2 separate regions of the Homo sapiens genome follow, and region 1 is linked to region 2. The links are chromatin loops, found by intact Hi-C in ENCODE. Cell type or tissue: IMR-90. All regions are shown on one strand. Each heading gives the region's core, and the rest is flanking DNA. Links, peaks and the distances in the headings are about the cores only. Region 1 overlaps DCLK1 (doublecortin like kinase 1). Region 2 holds the start of LINC00445 (long intergenic non-protein coding RNA 445).

The links. A loop is a pair of places that touch in the nucleus more often than their neighbours do. Peaks named below come from ENCODE experiments on the same cell type or tissue, not always from the same donor. Only the 100,000 strongest peaks of a DNase experiment are listed, where the experiment ranks them.
Region 1: it touches region 2 in a loop (4-fold over the local background); 2 of 110 quality-filtered maps call a loop at or near these places.

Annotation. Positions count from the first base shown.
Region 1 is chr13:35,769,835-35,774,226 of GRCh38, forward strand. It overlaps DCLK1 (doublecortin like kinase 1), which reads right to left. Exons shown (of 17, transcript NM_001330071.2): 17 at 1-4,392. Among named protein-coding and RNA genes, the nearest start is that of LINC00445, 74 kb to the left of the region's middle. In IMR-90, for the core only: no CTCF peak of the experiment used is centred there; a DNase peak (open chromatin) is centred at 2,347; H3K27ac peaks cover 882 bases.
Region 2 is chr13:35,697,677-35,702,068 of GRCh38, forward strand. It overlaps LINC00445 (long intergenic non-protein coding RNA 445), which reads left to right and starts at 51. Exons shown (of 2, transcript NR_132115.1): 1 at 51-175; 2 at 1,063-1,580. In IMR-90, for the core only: no CTCF peak of the experiment used is centred there; DNase peaks (open chromatin) are centred at 1,745, 2,345 and 3,205; H3K4me3 peaks cover 1,098 bases; H3K27ac peaks cover 3,615 bases.

The DNA of each region.
Region 1 (4,392 bases), core at 153-4,152, 72 kb after region 2:
ATTTTAGAGAGTGTTCTTTCTTTAGGGAACAAAATGAAACTAGATCTCTCATTTGTCTGTATGGGCAAGATATGGTAAACCTCATGATCAAAACACATGCCAGTTAGAAACTTGATCACAGAAATGATGCTCAGTGTTGAAACCCAACAATAAACAAACAAACAAAAACCCCCACTCTAACCAGAGGCATTTAAGCCTCTCCACTGAAGTTCCTGTTTCCCACCAGTTTACGACCCTTAATGTTACTGCATGTATGGTTGCATATTTGAGATGATTAAAAATAAAAGACTGGCTTAAAAGCACCTCCTCCTCTAGTGTGTAATTACATACAAACTAAAGATTCCTTCTGACGTCCTAGGAACCCCATTTGTTACCGTTTCATGTGTAAGCACCATTGAACCAATTTTTAAAGCACATTTGCAGTTATCAAATGTTTAGTGTGTCCTCAAGTTTCATTGATTTGTTTGCCTTTAAGCAAGAAAAGAGTAAAGTGTATTATTTTCCCCTGCTTCTTTTCATATCTGAATTGTCAAAAAATGTTAATTTTGGAAGTGCTTTTAATCACTATTTTCCCCAACAGACTAGAATGGCTCCATGAAATTTGACAATTAAGTAAGGAAATCTTTATCCCCAAAAGAAGCACGTATCTTACCCTCTAAACTGCATGCAAAGTAAGGGTCTGTGTGAGAGTATTTTCCCCAAACTCCTAATGGACATGGCAGACAATGTGTAGAAAAATCTGAGTTTTGAACTGACCAACTTCAAGTCTTTTAAAATCTTTGGGCAAAAAAAAATATCATGTAGCAGTTAAAAAAATTATTGACTTACAAATTATAGAAAAGATATGTTATCTACAATATATGCCAGGTGACCCATTAAATTTAAAAAATGTGTGCGAATGAGTAACTACATTAAAACTACCATCTTGGATCTTGGTGCTTTCCAAAATTCTGAAATCACTATTAAGGAGGGACCATACCAGATTTTTTTGTTGTTCTTTTCCTTGGAGAATGGGGAAGAAGTTGGAAAGAGAAGGAAGTAAACCTTCACTCTTTGGTACAGCCCTGTATAGCAAACTTCAGCCTGGGGCACATTTTTATGGTCAAATTAAAAACCTTTGAGAATAGGAGTTTATCATAGAAATGCTGACAGATCCTAACCCAGAGAAGGGCTAAGAGCAACACAGTAATATTAAGAAAGCTCTCCCTCAGCACGATTGAGCTTCAGCGCAAGGGATAGAGTTGTCTAGTGGACGCCCTTGGCCAGTAAACAACCATGATTTAATGTGCTTGAGACTTGGTCATATGGGAGCTCTGTGACCCTCTAAGCCAAATTTTCTTTTCTTTTTGTTTTCAACTGAAATATGCCTCAAAGGGTAAAGGATTGCAATTTTAGCCTTCATTCATGGATATATTGCTTTCTTTCAACAATATCTGATGGGCCTGTTAACTGCCACCCATGGGGAGCAGGTTGCAGGAAGGTCTCATTGAACACAAAACACCAAGTGTTTTCAGTAGTTTATTCACATTTTTTTTTCTCTGCTTATTTTAATATGCACCACGTGTAAGTTAGATGAGGGCTACGGTAAAAACATTTTTGATGACTGAAATCTTACTTTTCCTTCTAACGATCTGGAGCAAATCACATATTCATTGATCATGACGAATAAAATGATTTCTGCTACAATGTTGAGAAAAAATGTGTTCATTAATATGAACACATGTCTACAGAGATGATTTACACGATGCAAGTAATGAAAGAGTTCTTCCTTAACTAGTCTACTATCAAACTGAAAAGATGAATCTTAAAATTCCCTTGAAAATACCATATGATTGGTCATGTGTCAGTAAAAGAAAGACGGTCCCCATCACCAGGCCACCACCATAAGAGAGCTATATTAAATACTTGGGAAAAAATATGGAAACACCGGTGGTGATGATTAAATTGATAATTACATAGATACACTGCCATAATGATACATATTTGTTCTATGATAAGTGAAATCAAAAATAAGATCAATTTGGTTATAGAAATTCCTTAAAGAACACCACCACTTAATTATTTCAAACTTGAACTATCCCAAGAATGTCGAGAAAAAAATTAGAAAGCACTGGCTAAAAGCAAAGCAATCTGGATACACCAATGTAGTCAGCATGCCTTGTGCTTGTCTGTTAACCCTCTGAGTACATCTCTGACATTCAGGATCTTGGTAGCTTAATGTTAGAAAGATTGCATTCCATCTGATTACTCAAGATTTCTACTTGACTGGTCACATTCCACTGTTTATTCAGCATAGATCACTCAAATTCTACAGTGATGTGCTGGGATCCCCATGCTGAATGGGCCCTGCATTCTTCTGAGCTGCCCTTCTGCAGTGTGCTGAGAAACACCCCCTAGCTTCACACGGTCCAGAGTCCCCCTAGACGTCGATGGGAAAAGGCCTGAGCCATGCACCGCAGGCTCAGTACACTAGATGCTGTAGCAATATAGTTAATGCCCACAGAAAAAGCAGTAATTCAGAGAAAGAAAGGAAAATGACAGTCCACTGCAGGTAGGTCTCTGCCCATTGCATTCTTCACACTTTTAGAGTTGAGGCCAGGCTGTAGAGCTACTCCATAGCCTTGGAATAGTGCTTTGCTTTATATTTCTAGAGAAAGCAGTAATTTCCAACTAGTTCAGTGTTCCTCATTAATATGGAATCTACCTACACACCAACACTCTTTCTGGTGTTCTGTGCCCCCTACCCCCACCTCCCCCCCAAAAACAACTCAACTAATTTACTGATTTATGCTACTTTGTGATTTTGCGTGTTATCACTTCCGGATGCTCTAAAAGGGGGGGAAAAAAACCTCAATAAACGATATGCTTTTTACATGTCAGGACAACACAGACCACAGAGATGAACCTAAATGTAAAAGAGCAAAAAATTTTGGTGATGGTGTTGCAAAAGTAATGACATGTGATTTAAAAATCCATATTAATGTAGACCATAGTTTCAGGGTTGAAGAGTAAAAATGCAGCAAGTGAAGATCAATGTGCATTTGAAAATAAAGGACTATAGAAACGTTGTTCACAAATTTTAAGACTCTCAGGTATTAAAGTATATTCAAAACAGAGAACATAGGTACTGTTCAGCCACCAGATGCAAATTTCATGAGATATCCCTCTCTGGTTGTCTCGTGGATCCCAGAGCCCAGCAAACCTTGGGAATACATTTGAGTTGGGCACCTGCCTCTAAGACACCCCAGGAGAATCCTCTCTGAGCACTGTGGTGATGCACAGAACCTGTGAATCCCCATTCTAAAATGGAATCTGTTCCAGAAGAAACTCAGGCCTGGAGACACTGCACTAGGGAGATAGATTTGGTAACAAGAGTGAAAATACAGGTCTCAGACAGGACTTGGCCCAAAGACAGAAAAAACACTCTGACCTCCTGGACAGCTAAAGACAGTGGTATTTAAAAAAAATCATTTTAGGGGATGGAGGTTTTATCCTCAGGGGTATCATCTAGGTCTTTCATCCTGATCTTCCTAGGAGACTATATAGGTAACCTAAAGGTGCACATGGAATTGTCTTGCCAGTGGTTTATTCACTGAAAACTTATTGTTAGAACATTCTGGATTGTGTTCCCAGTGTGCTTTCTCCTCAGCCATCTTGCAAAGCAACTGCCTCCAGTCCCCTTGTGCCCCAGCTCTCCTATGTGTGGATTTCATACTAGATGTAGATTGCACAGTGATGACCACAGTGCGTGGAAAAGCAGGTGAGAAAAATCACAGGATCTTATTCCCTCTTTCTGTTTGAAATTCCAGCCCTGCAGAGCACCGGGCAATTTATTGCTCTTTTCCACCAGTTGTTTCTTTCCTGTAGATGTCTGACACTGAGTAGAGAGACCCTCACTCACCAAGCACAAGACAAGCTGTGGTGACTCCCTGAGAGTCTGCGCTGGCGCTAGCAGCAGCTGATATGGAAGCAGCATTTCTGGGGCGTCATCAGTACATCTTCATGTGGAGACAATTTGGGGGGCACCATCTATTTCCTGGGTCAAGCTCTTTGCCACAAACCCAATTCCCTCCACTTGGGATGCAGAACTCACTGCAACTGACAGTCATATCTCTAATGAAAAAAAAAATCTGTTTCTGAATAGGATTGTGAAGAAGAAAGAACCGTGCGTGTGTCGAAGTTATAAACCTGCCACGTTCTAAACCCACAGAAAAGGACAAACAAGATATCATTCTAAATGTCCTTCTTTTCTGGACATTTCAGCATCTAACAACACCCCTTGATCTGCAGTAAAATCAAGAAACATGTGTGTATACATCCAAAGGCCTGAAAAATTCCCAAACAAGAATTCTCAATAAAATTCTATGCACTCAGAGGGTTAACAAGTGCTAT
Region 2 (4,392 bases), core at 82-4,081:
AGGTTCAGAGCCCAAGGCTTTCACACATAGGTGTGTTCTAAAGCTGGTAAAGCCTCGGATCATCAGCCAGTGTCAGGTGTCACAGCATAGCCAAGCGACCAGACGAGCAGATGAGACCTTGTTAATCTCCAGTGGTGATGAGTAACCGTTCTCTCTATCACATATCACATACTGGGTGCGTTAGGGGGCCCTTAGGACTCGCTCCATTCTGCCTTACCCCACAGTGACTTGAAGGCACAGCTCCTGTTCCCCAAATGAGTCTCAGTGTGTTGTTCTCATTCCTGCCCTTTGAGTACATCTACCCAACCTACTGATTTCCCTTGTTTAATAGCATTTAAAGCTGGGTGCGGTGGCTCACACCTATAATCTCAGCACTTTGGGATTTTGAGATGGGAGGATTGCTTGAGACCAGGAATTCAAGACCAGCCTGGGAAACATAGCAAGACTCCCATCTCTACAAAAAAAAAATAAAATAAAATATTACCTGGGCACGGTGGTACATGCCTGCACTCCCAGCTACTCAGGAGGCTGAGGCTAGAGGATGGCTTTAGTCCAGGAGATTGAGGCTGCTCACTTGCTATGATCACGCCACTATACTCCAGCCTGGGTGACAGAGTGAGGCACTGTCTCAACAATAAATAAATACATAAAAATAGCATTTAAGCGATGGAGGGAGGGAGATCCTTTAGGCCTTAACCTGTGTTGCTAAACGGACCTTCAGAACTCCACCTAACATGTCAGGGACATCTTGGGAAGGCAGAGTGGAATAATTAAACAAGACTTGGTGCTGATGGCAGACAGGCCCCACTCCAATTCACCTCCACTGCTAGCTCACTCCATCTCACCTCCACTGCTAGCTCACTCCATCTCACCTCCACTGCCAGCTGGGCCTCTTTGAACAGGGCGCATAAGATAATTGAAACTTTCAGCTTATCTCTAGAATGGGGAAAATCATACCTATTTTGCAGACTTTATTCAGAGAGAAAGAAATGCATATAATATGCCTAGCATGGAAATTAATGTCCAATGTAATAGTTTTCTTTTTCCACTTTCCCCTGGAAGTGATTCATCCAGGTGGCGCTAGGAGGGATCTTCGCCGCAGAGGGCATTCGAGAGATGACAACTCTAGACATCCATGCAACTTCTGTTCTTGTGCTCCTGCTGTTTTCAAATTCCACAGTCACAGACTGCACCCTGGAAAACTCAGGACACCCTAGAGTGAACTGCTCTGAAGAACAAAGTTGCTACTTGCTTGCTACCTCTGGTTGCTACCCCTGGTTGTGTTTGGTTGCCACATAATGAAATGATTTTCCTTCCCTCTTTTATTTCCTTTCTTTCTTTTTTTTCTGCTACAAATGGAAAAATAGTTTGATCACCTTGAATCTTTTCACCCTTGGTATTCTCCCCCTTCACACCCGAGCACCGCCCCTTGATAAATGAGAACACGTGTACTGAAATCGCAGACTTCACCCTCCAGACTCATCGTCCTCATGCTCTCAGGGGGGACATGTTTCCTTTCAAACCTCCAGAATAAATTCATCACAGCAGGAAGAAGATTGTTTTTCTTAAAAAAAATCAAATCCTGTATCACAATTATTTCATTTCAGAGGGAAAATGCTCCCCTTCCATCTGAAACTTTCTTCTCTCCAGCTCTGCAGTCTTTGACCGTGGCGATCCGGCACCCTCGGCCCGGCTGCTTTTGCAAAGTCCACACTGATTCATTATTTCAGAGAGCCAAAGGGTGACACATGCATATTTTGAATATTACCCTGTATGTAGATCTGCCTCTGGCTTGACTTAGGGGCTTCTAACTGCCTGATGTATTGGCACTCGCATGCTTTCAATGGTGTTTGCATTTAAAAAATCATCTTCAATTCTTTCATTTGGAGGGTGAACTTTCTGAAAAGGATGCTGGGAACCATGTTATTTCAGTGTTATTTCTCTACTATACCAGCCCCTTTGCAAGCAAACCCCTTTTTCCTTAATGACAACACACAGTGACAAATGCCCAGTGCTGTAAACGTGAAGCTCCTTGGTTTGACTGAGACGGTCTGTAGCTGACATCGAGAAGCAGGACATCTTCCTGAACCAAAACACCTACTCAAGAACTCCTATAAACTTCCTTACGCTTTGTTTTAAGGAAAACCGCCTGACAAGAAGCATACTTGCTCCTCGCTGCCAGGCATCTTTCTGTTTATGTAGCCTTTGTTTACATGTATCCCCTGTTAATAACAATCAATATTTAACAGATGCACTCAGGCATCTTGGAAACTAATTTTCTTTCAAACGCAAGCACTTTCTGGGAAGGAATAAAGGGAGAGGAGAGTAGGGTTGGCAGCCCTCCATCGCGTGACCATTTATTGTCATGGAATGTAGCAGAAGACGGCTCCTGCTATTTCCTTTTGATTTCAGTGTGTAAATCTGCTCTCACCTAAAGCTTGACCGCGTGACAGTGCAGACACACATTAAACTGATTATTTCTGTCTGAGCTGTGTGTAGAATGTGCACTCTAAATTGCACATAAAAATGTTCTCCAAAATAGTACCACCTGCCTGCACGAGGATCATTTTCTTTCACAAAGGCAGACTCAAATGTGTTTCTGTGATTCTGCAGCCTCTGGGCTGATGAGGGTTGTCGCCCTTTCTGTGTCGGGTGCAAGCCGGGCTGGACTGGGGTTGCTGCTCTTCTTAGCCCCCTGCCTTCCACTCCAGAGGGAGATGAGGACTCCGGCGGCCTCACTGTGGTGTCTTTAGTTCTTGCTTAGAAGAGGGTCTCAGATTCCCAGGGAGCAGCTTCTCCTGATCAAAAGGAGAGAGAACAGAGGAAGGCAGGGTGGGTGGGCAGAAGGGGCTGGAGTGGAGCGAGTGGAGAAAAAAGAGGCAGAAGAACATAAAAGTATAGCACAAACCATTGCAGCCCAGGGAAGAGCACCTAGAGAAGAGGGGAGAGAAACGAACCTAGTAAGGAAGACTGAGAAAGGAGGATAAAAGTAAACACTGGGAGAGTGGCTTCATTTTTTACAAGGCAGGATGAAAACTAACCCCAGAAAAGGCAAGATCAAATTATTATGATTTCTCCAGACTAGCCCATGTTTCTCCAAACAAATGCCGTGCCCTTGCCAAGAAAAAGAAGAGAAAGATGTTCAGAAGGAGAAAGAGAGGTGTTTTGTCCGTACAGGGGCAAGCTATGGGATGTCATTCTCAACATAGCGCTTCCCTGACTCACTAACTCACACAAGGACCAGAGTAAAGGAAGTCATCTCATCCCAACTTTGAGGGCTGGGCTTGCAAATGCTTCTAATTTTCTAATATTTGGGGTTATGTGCAGGAATTTTCTTGGTCATGTTATGCTCTGGATACATAGCTTTGCGGATCTAAGCACGGAAGATAGAGGCTGCCCCTTCAGTTATAGTTGAAAAATTGAGGACCACAACTTTTCTGTCATGTCTTTATTAGCTCGGAGGGCTGAGGCTGCTCTGCTCTCTCACAGACTTTGGGACTTTTGGTTTTGGCCCCTAAAAGTCTGGGGCCCTTCATCCTCACCCACAGACTGTGCTTTTTGCTTCTATTTTCCATTTTAGCCAAGCTTCTAAGAAGTAATCTATATCCATCTGGGCTCAGTGGATCATGCCTGTAATCCCTGTCCTTTGCGAGGCCAAGGCAGGAGCATCTCCTTAGGCCAGGAGTTCAAGACCAGCCTGGACATCATAGGGAGATCCCCATCTCTACAAAAAAAAATACAACAAAAAGGCTGGGCACGGTTGCTCATGCCTGTAATCCCAGCACTTTGGGAAGCTGAGGCGGGCAGATCACCTGACATCAGGAGTTTGAGACCAGCCTGGCGGACATGATAAAACTCTGTCTCTACTAAAAAATGCAAAAATTAGCTGGTGTGGTGGTTCCTGCCTGTACTCCCAGCTACTCGGGAGGCTGAGGCAGGAGAATCCCTTGAACCCGGGAGGCAGAGTTTGCAGTGAGCCAAGACTGCACCACTGCACTCCAGCCTGGATGAAAGAATGAGACTCTGTCTCAAAAAACAAAACAAAAACAAAAACAACAAAAAATAATATTCTATATCCCTATTTCTGCATCTGCAGCTCACGTTCCCATATCAGACATCTGTACGTCAGCTTCCCTCTCCCACACCCTGGCAAAGTCTAAGCCCCATGCCCAAGGCAGAGGGAGCTTTTCAGTCCATTTCTTGTCTTCGTGGTGACACCTAATGATGCTGAACTGTCCCTTGTTGAATCTGCCCCTCTGTTGAGCTACCTGACACCATCCTCTCCTGTTCCCCTCTGCCTTTTCTGACTCGCCATTCTTCCTCTTCCTGTCAGATACCTGTTTTGTTTGGCTTGGTTTGGTTTTAGCTCTGTGGTGGTTAATTTTATGTCAA